Regions from separate parts of the Homo sapiens genome. Here all the other regions are linked to region 1. The links are chromatin loops, found by intact Hi-C in ENCODE. Cell type or tissue: Calu3. All regions are shown on one strand. Region 1 has its middle 27 kb from the start of MIR548AI. Region 2 has its middle 110 kb from the start of FAXC. Region 3 has its middle 95 kb from the start of MIR548AI.

Region 1 (2,500 bases):
TCTACAAAAAAAAGAGGCTAATGGAATTACATTGGAACCAGTCATTTAATCATATACAAATTTGCTGACCAATGTCTCTGTACATCCAGTACTGAGCTCCTGCTCGTATCTGTAACCTTGCCAAATTTTCAGTCCAATAAGAGAAAGCTTTTCCTTTCTTTTTTTTTTTTTTTTTTTTGGTTTTTTGTTTTTGTTTTGTCTTTTTTTTCAACCCCTGGGTAGGAATGGAAGAGGCTGGTGATTCCAAGGACTCCATGTTTCATGGTCAAATAGGATCAATATGACACAGCTGCCAAGGACATGAAGCAGGAAGGGGGCCCTGGAGATCATCTGTGCCAGTAGTTTCGAAATCAAGTAGTTGTCTAATCAAAAACCACTTTGAATCTACTCCCCACATTGCCCACCCTTCTCACCTCCAGTGGTCTAACATGCACTCTGCAAGGAGTAGGAGAAAAGGAAGTCTCCCTTGCATAAGCTGCCACACAGACAAAGTTGGGTATCTCTGAATCAAATGTAATTTACTTTATACCAAGAACCCATGAATATATACTTTTGTATGACCATTTTTAAATTTTGTAACAGACAATCTTGTAAACCTCCCAAAGGCTTTTACCTAACACTAAATATGTAGGCCCAATCTGTTCTCAAAATTTCACATGTATGCTGCTCCTGAGCTCAGTTCCATGTGGTGAAAAAAAGTCATTCATTCTGGTATTCATTAAATTTCAGGTATGCCAAGGAGTGAGAATTCATCTTCAAAAAGTGTACTGTCTGGTTAAGACAGAAGCATGATAATGATTACAGTTCAAATTGAGAATTGGTATGTAACAAAATTTCCCCTAGTATAACCAGTCTGTGTACTTCACCACAGACTCTGTGTACTTCGCCACAGAGGCTCCCCACACGAAGACCTCAGTTATTTCATGGGGGCCCCAGATAACTTCCATCTCATCAGACACAGCTTCCACCACTACTGCTCTTCTGGAGTCTAGAGTCTCTCCCGTGGCTCTGCCAGAGCCGCTTCCACAACACAGCAGGCCACACTGCTCCTCCACACCTCTGTTACCCTCCCTCCTCGTTCAAAATCTTCTTGATGCCAAGGCCAGCCTACGGTCTGTGGCAGAGTAGGAGGATGCAACCCTCTCCTGTCTGTGTGTTACTATGTTTCAGGTCCTAAAGAAGTTTTACAGAATTTAGTGAAGAGCCACTTGTGGTCTTATTTTATACATCCATAGGCTTCAGACCCATAGGTCTGAAGGTGAGGCCAGTGTGAGTTTGGCTAGAAAATAAATCCAAGCCACCCTCTGCTGGCTGTGTGGACCTCACCAAGTCTGCCTGAATCCTGAGAGAGGACAGAGCTTGACTTCTTTTCCCAGGAGGCTTCTTAGCCTCACGCTAATACATTTCTGTGGGGTCTCCCTCCCTCAAGATCGCAGATACACCTTGACGTATGTGACTTCCTCTTTGGCCGCTGGAGGGCAGCACCAGTGGAAATGTGTAGGGAGTGCAGCTGGGACCCAGAAAAGGCAGCCAAGTCTGTAAATCATCACCACGGAGATGAGACTTAAAAGATAAAGTTGCACTTTATAAGTCAATCAGTATGTGAGGTGCGGGGTGAGATGGCAAGAAAAGAGAGGAACCGTCAGTTCAAAGGCTTGGAAGAAAAAAGTACTGTGTGTTCAGGGAAATAGATGTCCACCAGCTGAAGCACAATATTTGATGTTAGGAGAGAAGTAAGAGATGAGACCAGAAAGCAGTAAGGATTTAATCATACAAAGTCTTTATGGCACATAAAATAATTCGGTGTATCCTGTTTTTTTATGGCAAATCTTTGTGGAACTGAGCTGGACAATTACTTGATCACATTTATGCATCAGAAAGATCACTGCGCTAATAGCGCAGATGATGGATTTGAGGCCAGACAGACTAGGATAGGAAGAGACAGGAAGGTCCATAGGAAAGGGGCTGTAGTATTCAGGCAGGAGATATGAGATATTATGGCAGGCAGAACTCTGAGATGGCCCCAAGATTTCTGTCCCCTGGTGCCCATGTCCTGTGTAACCCCCTCTTATAGAGTGTGAGTGGAACCTGTGAATAGGATGGATTTCATGTTTGTGGTATGGCAAAGGTGAAGGGATTTTGCAGATGTAATTGAAGTCCCTAATCAGCTGATTTTGAGTTAACCAAAGGGGAAATTATCCAGGATGAACCTAACCAAATTGGGTAAGGCCATAACAGAGTATCTAGAGGTCAGAGACTGGAAGCAGCAGGGAGATTCTCCTGCTGGCCTTGAAGAAACAAGGTACCATGCTAAGAGAGGGCCTGTGAGGGACCACGTGGTGAGGACCCTTGGGGGGTCTCTAAAAGCAAGGAGCCAGCAAGCCAAGCCTGGACTCCTGACCCAAATAAACTATGACATTATAAATGTGTGTTGTCTTAAGACTCTAAATTTGTGGTCATTTGCTATGCAGCAATAGAAAACAAATACAATATAGGTAGC
Region 2 (2,500 bases), 90 kb after region 1:
TCCACAAAAGCACGGCTTCCCAACTCTGGTTGCACAGAGGAATCACCTGAGGAGTTTTTGAAGTGCCAGTGGCTGGGACACCTCCCTCACCCAAACACACAGACACACACACACAAATTCTGATTTAATTGGCCTGGGACAAGGCCCTGGCACTGGGATATTTAAAAGCTCCCTAGGTGATTCTGATGTATACCCAAATTGGAAAGTCACTGCAGTAAATTACAAGGTCTTCGAGACGAAAGGTTTTCCCAGGAAGAAAACCAATATAATGGCACAGTAGGGTCCTGGAGTCAGACAGATCTGGATTCAAATCCCTGCTCCTCCCCTCGACTAGCTAAGTGACAAATTGCTTAACTTCTCACAGTCTCAATTTCTTCATCATCAAATTGAGAATAAAACCAACCTCATAGGGTTGTTTTGGGGATTCATAAAATGTCAACAAATGAGCTAAGAATATACATTTAATAAGTAAGTTATTAGTACCATTTTGCAGCCTTTTTGGCACCTACCTGGTGACTTGCCAGTGGAGGTACTTAATAAATATTTGTTGATTTGAATTGGGACACTAGAGGAAGACTCTTTCTCGAGAGAGAAGGACATACAGAAGAGGTCATCAAAGGATCGCAGGTAAAGGCCAATCCCAATTCAGTCTAGACCACACTTGGTAGGAACACATCCTTCATCAACAGGGCAGCATTCAGCTCCAGGGACCTCTACCCTCAAGACATCCTCTCCATGTTCAGGCTCCTGGGTAGGTAAACTGACAATTGACCAGCATTTGATAATCCAGTCAGAGGCGCAATCTGAGGGGTTTTTACAAACAAGGGATGTTGAAACAAAAAAATATATAAATACTCGACTAAATGCAGGGATCGATGTTCCTTGGGAATAAACCCATACCTTAAAAGCTGAGTGGACAGAAAGGCACCATTCCCATAGGCCTTTCTATCCTGCATGCCTGGGCCAGACCACCAGCCAGGACTTGCCATGCTCCTGCAGTAAGCTGTACTAACAAGGATTCTCAGGGAAATGAAACCAGGTCCCATTCCTCACATCAGCATCAAATTTTTATTTCTTGACTAAACAGAAGCTCTGTGGCAGAGAAGCAAAATGACTTTTAAAAAGAAGCAAAATTAGAATGGAAATCATTTGCTGCCCTCTTGTGGGTGCCTTGGTATCCCGTCTTGCTGCTTGCCAAGGGAAGTCTGGGTTATCTCCTTAGCCTTGGAAGAAATGGTGAAGGAGAAGCAACAAAAGGTAAAACTTGTCATAGTGCTTATAATTTTCTTGTGGTACAAATCTGAATTTGGGCTCCTGGCTTAACGCTGCACCATCCAGGGGTGGTGGGAGGTAGGAGAGAGCTAGTAAGATGACGTATTCCAAGACCAATCCTTAGGGTTACATCTCCTCTAGAGAAGAGGAGGTCAGGGGCTCAGGCCAATTATGAAATCTTGGACCAGATCAACTGTGAAACCAAACCAGACTTCACGGAGCAGGAGGTGAGGCTGATTCACAGCGAAGGTGGCCTGAGCTGGGAGCAGGTGCTGTGCCCCAAATTGCAGCTCAAGTTCTGTCCACAGTGGACTGAGCTAGACTTTAGCCCATCAGGAGCTAAGCAAATTGCTTTTGTCTTTAGGAATGTTGAAAGATACTCTCCCTAGCTTGGAATAGATCCAAAATGTGTGTTGAAGTCACAGTCCCTCTAGAGATCACCCTGTGCTAATGAAAGATTTAAGATTTCCCTGTTAGCTGCCACATCATTTGCAACTTAACTAGTGACAGAAAAATGAACCTAAATGGATTTTTTAAATTATTACATTCTTAATATATACATGAAATTTCAGCAATCTTACAGAAATGTAACCACATATTCTAATAATCTAAGAAAAGAGGGGAGCCTTAATAAAATATTATTTAATTTACTATTATCTTTGTATTGATATATCATAATACAAAGTCTACTAATACTATTGCTGGAGTAGTGGTTTTAAAGTAGCATTCATTCTGATCCCATGAGCATTCACAATAGAAAAGCCTGTTTTATGAGCATCCTCTATCCTAAGATAGTAGTTTTCATTCTAAGGCTGGTCCATGCAGAAATCAAGCAATGAATTTATTTTTTCCTTACTTGATTGACCTAGCATTGCACAGATACAGCTTCATATTAATGATTCCTCAAATGAAGATTCGTTAAACATATACCTGACTGCATCACTCATCTACTTGGAAGCTCCCATGGCCTCCATATTCCAGAATGGCACTGTCTGATATTGTAGCCACTAGCCATGTTTGTCTAAATTTATATTTTAATGCACTAAAATTAAAGTTTCCTCATTGCACCAGTCACTAGGCCCTTTATTGTTCAGTAGCTACATGTGGCTACTGTATTAGTGCAACTGTTGAACATTTCCAAGATTACATAAATTGCTCTTAAATATAGGATACTGATGAAAATCCTCAGCAAAACAAACAAAGCCCTTTACAGCCTGGTCCCAAATGC
Region 3 (2,500 bases), 68 kb after region 1:
TTATATATACATATATGTGTGTGTGTGTGTGTATATGTGTGTATGCATATATATAATATATATATTTTATATATATATATAATATATATATATGCTGAATGTTGTAGTAGGGACTATGTAGTGACTATAGAAAAGTGGGAATTTTTTTTTCTTTTTTTGAGACAGGGTCTCACTCTGTCGCCCAGGCTGGAGTGCAGTGGTGCGATCTTGGCTCACTGCAATCTCCACTTCCCAGGTTCAAGCGATTCTCCCCTCTCAGCCTCCCAAGTAACTGGGACTACAGACACGCGCCACCATGCCCAGCTAATTTTCGTATTCTTTGGTAGAGACAGGGTTTCACCCTGGTCTCAAACTCCTGACCTCAAGTGATCCACCCACCTCAGCCTCCCAAAGTGATGGGATTATAGGCGTGAGCCACCACACCTGGCTGAAAAGTGGAAATGTTTTCAGGCAGTACTGAAAGGGATACCAGGTAGTAATTTTATGGACTAATAAAAAAATTGACCTCAATAGATCTTTTTAGATGATTTGCAAAGGGTATAAAGAATAGGTCCATACTTGCTTAACTGACATTGACAGTGTGTGAGATGAACAATCTTTATATTTTTATTGTCTCTCTAAATAAATGTTTGTAATTTCATTTCTTTGCAAGAATTTCTAGTGCATCTCAGAATCCTCTCTACAAGTCAAACTTCAATTGCTCTTCAGACCACCTAATTCTTTTCTAATCTTTTTCTAATTTAATCTTTTCTGTGAGCTTCCAAAGAGAAGCCACTGCTAAAGTAAGTAGAAAAACCCAACGGGAATATTTTGCTAAAATTCCTATGAACAGTATGAGACCCAGCCTGGCTTCCAGCCTCAGCACAGCAAGTCCCTTCTCTGTGACCACCAGTACTCCATTTGCAAGCCCATCCCGCTCCCAGTTATAATCCTGAGCCAGGGCAAAAGTTTAAGAATGTCCCTTTGTGTGTCTACTCTGTCCTGAGTGCATTATACAACTTACCGCACAGAGCTAGCTGGTGTTACACATACTTACAGGTAAAACACCTGAGGGTTTTACTAAATAGCACACAGTGGTAAATCCAGGATCAAACCAGGTCTCTCTGATTCCAAAACCCATACCCTTTCCACTGCACCACAGGGCCAATGGCACTCCACTCCTGCGCTAAGCATCCACCTTCTCTGAGCACTCACCTGGTGGCTGTGCCCTGCTACCCACTGACTGGCCTCATAGGGAGTTCATAGCCAGCCCAGGACTCCCCCTGCTGGAATCCGCCTCTCTGCTGGGACCGCCCCTACTCCCAGCTGCTTTGTCTTGGGGATCTCCCTCGCTGACCAGCTGGCCTCTGCCAGGCTACTTCCTTGCTCCCTGGAATCTCTGCTGCTCTGGCCAGAGCAGTCCTCCCTCAGCCCCTGAAGGCTGACCAACCAGGAGCAGTATGGGCCTCTTCTCAGTTCCCCTCAATCTGCCCCATCTGCCTGTGAGCCCCTGATCCAGGGCAATGTGGATCCTGAGAAATGACAGGAAGCATCAAAACACCAGAGATGTGAAATGTCAGGTAATCAAGATAGAACCAAATCCAAGAGGCTGAGCAGAAGGTGACTTTCAGAAGAAATGAACAGGCTTTTGCCCAGAACTTCTAGCTTTCTAGTTGTAGACCCTAGAAAAGTATTCAACTTTCTCCAAACTTTGCTTAGAAATTCATTTGCCATGAACAACCAGGGCCAAATCAGCAGTAACAAAAACGGAAGAACTAAAGCAATTTTCTTGAATAGCAGTCAGCAACCTTTCCAAAGTGAGGCACCACACCCAGCTGTTCCCCCCTGATGTTCAGACATGCCTGGGCTGCAGCGAGGAGGTGTCCACTCTTCTCAGGGGGTGGGGTAGTGTGCTGACTCTCAATGAAAACCACATGCTGTAGGTTCCTACCCCAATTTAGAAGACCGTTTCTGTTCAAAGCTGGACCATTCAATCTCAGAAAGCATTCCAGCCTCTGATTGTCTTAAGCCATAACTACAGTAATAAAGTGGTCTGTTGAGCGGATGCAATTTTCTAAATATTTCAGAACATCCAGGCAAAATATTTTCTCTTTAATACCCAGGCAAGAGAGACCAAAGCAGGATGTTGCTTTTCCAGCATGATTGGGAATCACACATATTTTTAATGCATCAAGGAAAACAAAGCCCATGACTCACCCAAAAAGTGATTTTCAAAAAGTGATTTTCTCAAAGTTGAAGGAAATAATGGGAAGGATTATATGGTCCCCAATATAGTCTTAAGCATCCTTTAAGTCAAAAGTTTCTTCAGTTCAAATATGTTTATATACTTTTTCTGATTACCAGAATAATATATGTTAATGGTAGAAAATTACAAAAGTATAGGAAAGCATAAATATAAAAATTTAAATTAATCAAAATCCAGCAACTCATCAACAACCGCTGTTATTTCAGTGAATAGATATTCCAGTCTTTTCTGTGCGTATGTATTTGTCTCTCCTGC

What was found. A loop is a pair of places that touch in the nucleus more often than their neighbours do. Peaks named below come from ENCODE experiments on the same cell type or tissue, not always from the same donor. Only the 100,000 strongest peaks of a DNase experiment are listed, where the experiment ranks them.
Region 2: it touches region 1 in a loop (8-fold over the local background); 43 of 110 quality-filtered maps call a loop at or near these places.
Region 3: it touches region 1 in a loop (9-fold over the local background); 4 of 110 quality-filtered maps call a loop at or near these places.

Annotation. Positions count from the first base shown.
Region 1 is chr6:99,150,775-99,153,274 of GRCh38, forward strand. No RefSeq gene overlaps it. Among named protein-coding and RNA genes, the nearest start is that of MIR548AI, 27 kb to the left of the region's middle. In Calu3, a CTCF peak has its summit at 1,431 (motif pointing right); a DNase peak (open chromatin) is centred at 1,487.
Region 2 is chr6:99,240,956-99,243,455 of GRCh38, forward strand. No RefSeq gene overlaps it. Among named protein-coding and RNA genes, the nearest start is that of FAXC, 110 kb to the right of the region's middle. In Calu3, no CTCF peak of the experiment used is centred here; a DNase peak (open chromatin) is centred at 1,156.
Region 3 is chr6:99,218,698-99,221,197 of GRCh38, forward strand. No RefSeq gene overlaps it. Among named protein-coding and RNA genes, the nearest start is that of MIR548AI, 95 kb to the left of the region's middle. In Calu3, no CTCF peak of the experiment used is centred here; a DNase peak (open chromatin) is centred at 1,264.